2 separate regions of the Homo sapiens genome follow, and region 1 is linked to region 2. A link is a loop called in an ENCODE intact Hi-C map of the cell type or tissue named here. Cell type or tissue: heart right ventricle. All regions are shown on one strand. Links, peaks and the distances in the headings refer to the core of each region. The heading gives the core; the rest is flanking DNA. Region 1 overlaps EFL1 (elongation factor like GTPase 1). Region 2 overlaps TMC3-AS1 (TMC3 antisense RNA 1).

Region 1 (5,383 bases), core at 210-5,209, 730 kb after region 2:
AAAAACGTAACCTAAATCATAGCATTAACCTTGGTTCTGTCAAGCATTAAGAATGTGATTTTTTTTTTTTTTTAAAGGAAAAGCAGACACAATGGTGTGCTCTGGGCTAGCAACTTCACTTGCATCAATTTAGATGATATGAACTTGCTGAATTAAAATCAAATTTGCCCTGTCCAAAGTCAATTTTTCTGAAGTGCCACCCTTCTTTACTTCACTGATTCACTTGATTATAAATTTCATTTTAAAAAGAAAATTCTCCCTCAATTATTCTCATTTTCCATTCTCTTCTAAATTTAAACTCTTCTTAAAGTGTTCTGGAAAAATGGACCCATTAGGCTAAAGAAAGTGAGAAAGATAACAGCTTAGCATTGAAGCTAAATCATGAGTTCTGCTGAAATAGAGTTTAAGAAAAAAAAACCATGGATTATCTGTGTGAAGCCCTGTGCAATGAATGCCACACCGCTGAGAGCAAGCCAAAATGAATGTGGTGTAGACTCAGAGAACGAACCACAAGGAAACAATCTTCGCATCAGCAAGGGCTGGTCAGCCACAATGTCAGGAACTAGGTTAGATATTTGACCTAGGGGTGAAGAAAACTCAGGGAGGGTCCATGATTTGTCCAAATAAATAGAAGAATATTTGAAACCAGGACTCTCTGACTCCAAAGTCAATGGTTCTTCCATTACCTTACAAGCCTCCATGGTAAAAGGGAATAATGTGAAGTTATTTCAATTCCCTGTAAACAATAACAACAAAAACTGCTTTCTTAAAACAATCTTTCTACTTATATCCTTGAGTTTACAATTTGATTCCTGACCTTAGGCTTTTTCTTGAAAAGTAAATTGTTTTTTGCACATGCCCTGCAGTTTGTTTTTACCAGCCTTTTCTCATGCGGCACCTTCTGATTGAGTGTCCTTCTTCTTAGCTGGTTAATGTCTACTTTTCCTTTACAGATATGTTCAGGACAGCTGGTCTGACCTTATCTTTGCCACTTGTTATTCTTTTTTCTCTAACTTAACAATGTGTTCACAATCTTTCCTTCTCTCCTCCCTCAGCAATGTGGATCTGTTAAGTTTTCCTTTCTGATTACAGATAAGGTTTGCCTTTTCACCTACCTTTACCTACACTGACAATGAAGGGTTCTGAGTAGCCATTTCGTTCCATTCTCATTCCACAACACCTGAAAGCCACAGAAACCTTGAATCTCCATAATGGGGACTGAAGAATATACAGTACATAATAATTTAAAGCTACCCCTTGCAAGAAGTGTAACTGTTCCCCTCTAATTACTGGAGATATTTTTTTTTCCCCTAGAAGAAAATATTCTTAAAATTTCACATTCAAAAGGTCTGTGATTTTCTTTTAAAAATCTAAAATATATATTTGGATGAAAAAAGGATTAAATTTTCAGCATCTTAAATTTTATATTGAATAAAAAGGACAAATGAGAGAGAGAGAGAGAGAGTGTATGTGTGTGTGTGTGTGTGTGTGTGTGTGTTTATTATAAACCACAGATGATCTCAGGCTCATTCAATCTGGATGAAAAAGCCATTTGCTTTCTCCTGTCCATTTGACTGAGTTGAGCCATAGGAAGGCCAAATGGCATGATCTGTGTTGTTTGCTACTCTTGGCCTCCTCTGTAGGGAATGTATCCATAGATGAGAAGGAAGGAATGAATGGGAACTTGGATTTTTACCTCCCAATGGCTGAATACTAGTTGTGGGCTGGCCAGGCCACTTGTCCTCTTCCTGATTTCATCAGCAAAACCAAAGCTTTCAGCAACAGGCAGCACAGCCTTGATGATGAACATGTCTGTCCCTTCTTTCATTTCTTCTTGAAGTACCCGACCTTCTCTCTTTGACAAGACAGCATAGACTCGACCTGTAAAACCATAAATCTTTTAAAATCATGGATCAATCATATGGCTTGAGCCACACCAAGACATGATTACCCATATACTCTGTAACAATCCATAAATGATTAAATTTGTTCTCAATAATGTTGATTTACAAAAGCAAGGAACACTTTTTAAGTGTTTATTTAAAAAGCATGAGATTTATAGAAAAATTGGAAACAAAAAATAACAAAAAGTTAAATCACCCCAAACTACACTGCTCATAGACAAACTCCACAAAACAGCATGAGAAGAAGATTTGTAAAAGGACCTTTCAATGCAGTTTCACCTATAAGCTATCTTTGGGTCTGAAATCCAATGAGATGAGTGACTGGGCTTCATAAATATTAAAATATTTGAATAATTTTGAGACCTTATTGACATGGCAATGATAATTAAGATGGCATAGGCTATTTGGGCTTAGTAGGCAAGCAACTGGCATTTTTATACCAAAAATTAAAACCACACACATATATATTTGTTCATAGTTTTCTTAAACTGGTAATATTTAAGTGGTATGAGTATTAAGTGTTTTATTCCCCTGAAAACTGATAGGTTTGGAATCTTTAAGGTCTGGTAACAATTTCTAGTGCCACAGCACAAGAATTCCACTAGCAAATTCTCTTGGATGACTCTTTCAATTCATCTTTAGGCACAATTCTGCCTCACACTCAGGAGGGAAACATCTTCCCCTCTGACTGGTGTTCTGTATGAGTGTCTCTGGGTATGCAATGTATCCTTTCAACTAGTAAGGAGAACAGACCCTGCAAAGAATAGAGATACATTGAAAATCACAGACAATCATGAAGGACTTGCTGTAACCAGCAGATACTCTCTTTAAAGCCTTCTCTTTCACCTGCTGCCTAAAAAATAATTTTAGTTACATAAGTGATCTATTGCATATATTATCCTTAAACATTTACAACACTGCTGCTAAGCAGGGCTAAAGTATCCTTTGACCACCATTGAGTCCTGGACCCTTCTCTCCTAACTGCCAAGGTGATGAGTCTGGAGTGTCTGCTACCCACTTACCTTTATTTATTTATTTTTTAAACTAGAAACTGACGACACAAAGCCAAAATGTCTGACTTCCAAACTTTTCTCTCTGATTCAGATTTCCCCCTAGTGGCGGTTATTAGGAACGGAAATAGGAAACAAATGGCAGAAAATCTATTGTGTCACAACGCCTCAAGGAAAAAACCTAAACTAAAATCTCTGATGAGCCTTCACCATGTTTAGGTTTAGCTTAAAAACAAATTAACACTCCATTCGTAATGAAAGGCACCCCCTTTCCTCTTGTCTACTTCCCCAGCTAGCTACTACATTCTCTCCTTCCTTGCTTCCTCACATCTTAAACAGGTAGCTTCTCATTTCTTCACTATGTGCTCTTTCTTTAACATCTAGCTCTCCTGGTTGCTTCAGGAAACTGCTTCCTTGAAATTTCACAATAATTTTCATGTTCCTAACCTAAATGCTTTTTTCCCCCAATTTTCATTCTCTGTGATTTCTCTGTGGTATTTGAAGCTACTGATTAATGTCTACTCTGCCTACTGTCTCCAATCTTAGTATTATTCTCCTTACACTCCTGGCCTTCTGACCATCATTCTCTTTATTTCAGTATCTCCTGAACTTCTTCTTATGAGTATTCTTTGAGGCTTCATACTCTTTGAACAAACTCTCCACTCAGCGAGACAACTAATTTATAATTTGTGTGGTTTAAATTAACTAATTTTATGCTTGGGACTCCTAAGGCCATCTCTAAGCCAGGCCTCTCCTTGGATCTCCAATACCACTTTACAATGGATGCCAGGGCATCTCTGCTGTGGAAGCCAACTTCCTTTCAAATTTAACATGTCTAAGAATATATTATCTACTTCAAAAGGCAATTCCATTCTCCCCATTCCAACTATTTCCCCCGTCATTCATACCAGAAACCTCATAGTTACAGAATCACACAACAGTGGGGTAAAAGGAAACTTGAGGGTCAAGAAGTTCTACTAAAGTAGCTGTTTAAGCTCTCCTTGTATACTCTAAAACTCATTTTCTCCCAGGGTAGCCCATTCCATCTTTGGATAACTGTAACAGCTGACAATTCTTGAGTCCCAAATATGTTCCCCTGAAGTTTCTGACCATCAGTCCTAGTTTTTATCACATGGGACAAGTTTAATCCCTCTCCCACAAATTACCCTGTAAGCTACTCAAAGACAGCTGTCTCATGTTCACTTTTCCAGGCCAATCTTGCTGTGACTAGACCTGTATTTCCTGTTTTATCGTGGCCACTCTCCTACTTGAACTACTATGATTTATTTACATCCCTCTTGGTATTTGGTACCCGGAAATGAAAAACAATACTTCAAGTATAGTCTGAAAAGGTCCCAAAACAGCAGAATGATTATTATTTTCATTAGTGATCCCTTTTAGTTATATATTATTTGTCTGAGATATATAGAAAAGAAATCTTACCATAACACCTAACATGTGTGAACTAGTAATCTTTACTCCCCTATCTCATTCGCAGAAATGTTTTAAGGGCCAGGAGAGCGGTGGCTCACGCCTATAATCCCAGCACTCTGGGAGGCCAAGGCAGGCAGATCACTTGAGGTCAAGAGTTCAAGACCAGCCTGGCCAATATGGTCTCCACATCGCCACTAACACTACAAAAATTAGTTGGGCATGGTGCTGTGTGCCTATAATCCCAGCTACTCCAGAGGCTGAGGCAGGAGAATCGCTTGGAGGAGAACTTGGGAGGTGGAGATTGCAGTGAGCTGAGATCGTGCCACTGCACTCCAACCTGGGCAATAGAGTGAGACTCGGTCTCCAAAAAAAAAAACCAAAAAAAAAAAAACAAAAAAGAAACGTTTGAAGGTAGTTTATGGAAGTAAATACAAAACAATAAAACAATAGGGGCAAAAAAGAATGAGGAAAGTGGGGCAAACAGACCACGAATAAGGGGCCAGTGGGGACAAGCTGCCTGACTGCTGCTGCATGGGTCATGCCAGCAGGCTTAGATCAATAATTGTAATTGAAACTGAATATAGTTAACATGTAATTTTGATCCATTCAATTTTAATTCCATGAAAACTATATGTTGATACTGGGGCATAGTTATGGATCACCAAGCATAGGAAAATACTATTATAAAACCTTCCAAACACACTTGGTTCTCATGATAGGTGTGTTCAATGCTTGGATGCATTCAAAGACCCTAAATGTGCCATTGTCATCACTGAGAAATTAACACAGCCATATCAATAAGAATTTCTGATCATGTGGCTCTTGACTGCAAATACTTTCATACCCTTTCCACTGGATATCTGTTCCATCATGATCACTTGTTTGTTCAGTCACTTAAATAAAGATCAGAGTTGGTTGAGTACAGCGGCTCATCACTGTAATACTAGCACTTTGGGAGGCAGAGGTGGGAGGAACGCTTGAGACCAGCCTAGGTAACAAAACAAGACCCTGTCTCTAAAAAAATTTAAAAATTAG
Region 2 (5,383 bases), core at 164-5,163:
GTCATGCCTGCCCAAGTGCGGGTGGTGGCACCTCAATCCCCGGCTAGACAGCTGCATAGGCAGCTAACTTGCTTCTGTCTGCCCTGTGTGTCTCTCTAAGCAAGAGAAAAGAGAGGAAAGAGACAAGAGGCTAGATGCAGGATAGGCAGGAGCTGTCCGGGAGCCTCCTGCTCTCCGTATCTCACATGGCAGGGTGAGCAGGATAAGTAGACACCGTGGGAGGGTGCCAGGCTTGGTAGCTTACTAAAGAAGGCTGTGGGCTGACCATGAAGTGCAAGGAGGGGGGCATCCCTTTGCGGGCAGGAGCTGGGGAGGGGCTTACCTAGGGGTGAAGCTGGAGTGACTCTGCCAAGCAAAGATAATGTGCGTGGTGAAGCCGCCTATAGAGTCTCCTAAGGAACAAACCCGTGTCTCCAAAATAGCCAGCCTCCTATACAGAGCGCGTCTGCCGAGAGAGAATGACATTACACCAGTTAAACAAAACACCTTTGCCCCTCTTCTGTAATTCCCTCTCTCCTTGTCCAAAGGTGGAAGCAAAAAGGAGAAGGGAAGGCGGACATAAGAGAACATAGATTACACTCAAGTCTCACCTGCTGCCTGGCTGGTTCTGGGGAGCAAGAGAGGGGATATGAGGTTGAGTGAGTGATTGAAGCTTAAAATGAACCGGACCAGAGTGTGCTTTTAAATATCGCTTGAGTAACTGAAAGTAAGCAAAAAGCTACGGGATTTGCCTAAAGCATCTTTAAGTGATGGAAAAGAGAGATGCAACTAATCAAGTTTGAAAGCAAAGATGAGAGAAAAACACCATTTTGTGTTGTGGCTTATTTAGTTTAGATGGTTCAATAAATTCAGTTACACCCATTTTGGAGTGCATTTCAGAAAATAGTCTATATCTTAAGTGGCTTGAATTTATCACTTAAGGATCATAATTTTTAATGTTAAGAATGTGATATTAGGATTTATTAAGATTCAGTTATGGGACAAACAGCTCGATTTTCAAGAGCTTCATTTTCTCCAGGCAATGATTTACCTTTCTCATCGAAGAGAGGATCTTATATTGGCTATGTTTTAAAGTCACATTAATAGGCTGTAACAGACTATGAAGAAATTCTTTTTAGATTCAAGGTAACTAGAGACCATTTGCCTCTCATCATAATGATCTACTAAACATTTATATAGCACTGACTATGTGCCAAGTACTGTCCAAGGTGCTTTGCTTATATTAACTCAATATATATAAAAAATTAAAATCCTCTGATATTGCTATATGTGAAAGTTCTTTACAAGCTATAAAATGCAGCATAATTATCAGAGGATATTACCGATATTATAAGAATAACAATTACTAAGATAACAAGAATGTTTCCTTGTTTCAGAAGTCAATTGGTGTTGATGGGAATTTAAGAAAAAAATGTCCAGTGCAGCATATTCTTTCATCACAACATACCCCATTCCTTCTCCAACAGGCAACCTCATGGAGACCATGGACCCCTCTGCCATCCCACCCATCTTTGAACCAATGCAAACTGTCTTCAGAACTCATGCCCTTACATAAACAGGCTCTACAGGCAGATCACCTGAGGTTGAAAGGTGAAGCCACCTGGACTTCTGGGTCCAGTAGAGACTTGGAGAACTTTTCTGTCTTACAAAAGGATTGTAAAATGCACCAATCAGCACTCTGTAGCTAGGATTGTAAAACGCACCAGTGTTCTGTAGCTAGCTAGAGGTTTGTAAAATGCACCAATCAGTGCTCTGTAGCTAGCCAGAGGTTCGTAAAATGCACCAATCAGTGCTCTGTAAAAACACACCAATCAGTGCTCCGTAGCTAGCTAGAGGTTTGTAAAATGAACCAATCAGCACTCTGTAAAATGGACCAATCAGTGCTCTGTAAAATGGACCAATCAGCACTCTGTAAAATGGACCAATCCACTCTGTAAAATGGACCAAATGGGAGGGGACAACTCAGGGAATAAAAGCTGGCCACCCCAGCCCTCAGCGGTAACCTGCTTAAGTCCCCTTCCAGGCTGTGGGAGGTTTGTTCTTTCGTTCTCCACAATAAATCTTGCTGCTGCTCAGTCTTGGGGTCCGCATCACCTGTAAGAGCTGTAACACTCACTGTGAAGGTCACGCTTCATTCCTGAAATCAGCGAGACCATGAACCCACTGGAAGGAACAAACTCCGGACACAAGGGCAGGAGTTTGAGACCAGCCTGACCAACAGGGCGAAACACTGTGTCTACCACAATTACAAAAATTAGCTGGGCTTGGTGGTACGCACCTGTAGTCCCAGCTACTTGGGAGGCTGAGACAGGAGAATTGCTTGAACCCTGGAAGCAGAGGATGTACTGAGCCAAGATTGTGCCACTGCACTATAGCCTGGGCGACAGAGACTCTGTCTCAATAAATAAATAAATAAATAAATAATATAAAAAAAAAACCTCTACAATATTTTCCTGCTGTCCTCCTAACACTTGAACTTGGGCTAATGCAATTTAAGCTTCAAGTCTCCCCAGTGTCAGTGAAGTGAAGCAATGAACAGTGCCTAATGAGCCCTTAAAATGTAGACCACCCATCTACATAGCGCCTTCTTTTCCACCCCTTTAAACAAATGATAGCTACTGCTGTTTGATTTTTACATTAAGAAGAACGTGTTGTCAAAAGTACCTAAATCATTTTCTCAGCTTGGTGCTTCACTTTCCCTTTAAGGATGCAGACTAAGGATCTTAATTTATGAGTTACCCACTCAAGCCTCTTTGCCACACACCTGGACCTGTTTGCAGAATTAAATTATTGGCTGTGAATCTAACATCAAACCTCCAGATGGCACCAGAGAACTGAGAAAAACAATTCCATTGCCAAGGAGCCTTTGTGTTGCTGACAAGAGAGGAGCAGGCTGAGAGAAAACGCCCTGTTTGTCACAAAGTTACATCTGCGAGCTCCTTCAAGGAAGGGAGGTGCCTGACGCTCCTTGTTAATGCCGGTTGCTGTTACAGACTTGCAATTGTGCAACTCTGTGATGTAAACAGGCAGGCTTTGTATTTTTGCAGTGCCCCTGGAGAGTGGAGAGGGTGGTTCTCTTGGCTGTCTCTGGAACAAATTTGGGTAAGTGCTCAAAGATGTGTTACTACAGAATGTACTTGTGAAGTTCTTGTTGCAGTGCAGTCAGATAAGCAAAGATATCTGCTAGAAAATAAAGAAAAAGCTACACAATTTTAGACTTTGTAGTTCATTGTCTTTTAAGACAGCAAGTCCTGCTATTGTCTGTCATAAAGCTACAGAAAAAGACCATATTGAAAACTGACGATAGCAGTTGATTATTTGTGAAAAGCCTGAGAGATGATTCAGTAAATACAAGGTGAATTTCATTGCATCTTCATGCAATCAGAGACTTGCATACACTTTTTATCCCCTAAACAGATGAACGAATGGCATGGGCCAGCTAGCAGGGAGTTGGCAGGATAAAGTTCTAACCAACAATTGCCACTTGCCTTCCTTTCTTCCATCAGCTTCTAGCTTACCTTTCAGAGACAGGTTCTATCAAAGGAAACCTAAAGGGAACCTTCCTCCCTGGCCCTGCCCCATCTAGCGTCCACAAGGATACTACACTCCAGTGAAGACTAGGGTGTATCCCAACTCCCCAAGAGCAGCATCAACAGCTATTAATCCTAAAAGTCTTGGTTTACTTCTGCAACATTGAGACACTTGCTGGGGCCAGAGCACAGGGGGCAAATGGGAACCTGAAATGCTCTTTTCCCAGCTTACTGCAGGACTCTTTGTCTCATCTGTTAGCCATATGTCACCCCATTAGAGAGATCTCTCCTGACCATCCCATCTAAAATTATTTCCAGTTACTCACTCTCTCATCCCTCTGCACTTATGTGAATAAAACAGTCTCATTTTATACTTGATTGTCTGCCTTCCCTCCCTACAGTTATTGTTGAAGCAGGCAGGAATTCCCTCTGTCTGGCTCCCACGGTATCCCCACCTTTTAGAAGAGTGTGTGGCATGTAGAAGGTTCAATATAGATTGAATAAAAGAATGAATGATGACAATAGGCTGATCCATTTCTCTATTTTCTTCTGGTTATGAAATTTGATTAAAAAATGAGATTTGGGATCAAAGCCATTACCAGAGAACATTATATTAACACAAATAATTGAATTATGCCTTAGGAAAAGACAGTGTATAACAGGGGATTATTGATAACTTAAAAGAGTATCTTTTCCGCAGTAATAAAAGAGTGGAACATTTTTAAATAAATGATGAAAAAGAGAACCCAAAGGCACAGGATCCTGCTGATAAACAATTGCACATAAGGGTGTACTATTTCTATGAGAGTAAGTATATCCCGGCTCAAAAAGAGCAGAATAAAATTGGTACAGTCTCAGGTTTATTCTGCTATTTAATTTACAGTTGCACAACCACATGGGACATCCACCAACTCACCAGTCCAGGAGGGAGAAAAACGCCTTGGATTCTTTCTATATTTATAGGCATGTATACTGCAAATTGCATTATCTCTAACAGACTGCCAGATGAGCTGGAAAAGATCATCTGTCAGCACATCCAGAAAGCTTTCTCAGACTTTCAGATTAGCTCAGGTTCCACTGTAATCTCACTATGTACTTCTTCATCAAATCGATTACCGTTGTAATTAAGTGATGAATTGGGTGATTTGTTACGTAGCCTCTTTCACCTCCATTGTGATGTACCCTTCAAGACAGAATGTGTCTGTTCCTGTCCAATGCTACATTCCTAGCCCTTGGGGAATGCCTGCTAAATCAAAACAATTAATTAAATATGTGTTGAATAAATAAATGGATAAATTGAGCATTTATTATGCTCCAAGCACAGTACTACATACATTCTTACACACATTGCTTTTTAAATTTCATCTCACACAACCCTATCTGATAGATACTAGTTTTATCCCCATTTTACAGATGAAAAAACTGAGGTCTTTAAAAAGATTAAGCAATATCATTGAACAAGAATTGAACAATAACATCTATAGCAAGTTGCCCATTTTAAATGATATTTTATTGGGGAATGTGAATTATTGTAGAAAAAGGAAGTCTTCGGCAAAGAAACACCTAGAAGCAAATTTCATCACTAGAGAGCATTGCTATCTACTGAAGTTCAAAACTACATATTTAGGCCCGGTATCCCCTTTTCGGTTTGTGCCAGACCAATTATCAATAATGCAGAGTTTACATTTTTCTCAAACATGAACGACTGGTTTGTTGAGTATGTTGAACTTGCCACTATCTAGTAAACAACTTTATTTTTCCCCTACCACTATCTTCACACCGTTTAGCCATGTTGCCTTTTTCCATCATTGGATGGAATCTTGGGCAGATTCCCCCAGCTTCTCATTGATTTT

Evidence for each region. Peaks named below come from ENCODE experiments on the same cell type or tissue, not always from the same donor. Only the 100,000 strongest peaks of a DNase experiment are listed, where the experiment ranks them.
Region 1: it touches region 2 in a loop (5-fold over the local background); 6 of 110 quality-filtered maps call a loop at or near these places.

What each region holds. Positions count from the first base shown.
Region 1 is chr15:82,136,962-82,142,344 of GRCh38, forward strand. It overlaps EFL1 (elongation factor like GTPase 1), which reads right to left. Exons shown (of 20, transcript NM_024580.6): 19 at 1,697-1,881. Among named protein-coding and RNA genes, the nearest start is that of LINC01583, 51 kb to the left of the region's middle. In heart right ventricle, for the core only: a CTCF peak has its summit at 3,016 (motif pointing left); no DNase peak of the experiment used is centred there.
Region 2 is chr15:81,407,649-81,413,031 of GRCh38, forward strand. All of the region lies in intron 6 of TMC3-AS1 (TMC3 antisense RNA 1), which reads left to right. Among named protein-coding and RNA genes, the nearest start is that of TMC3, 36 kb to the left of the region's middle. In heart right ventricle, for the core only: a CTCF peak has its summit at 2,817 (motif pointing right); a DNase peak (open chromatin) is centred at 2,993.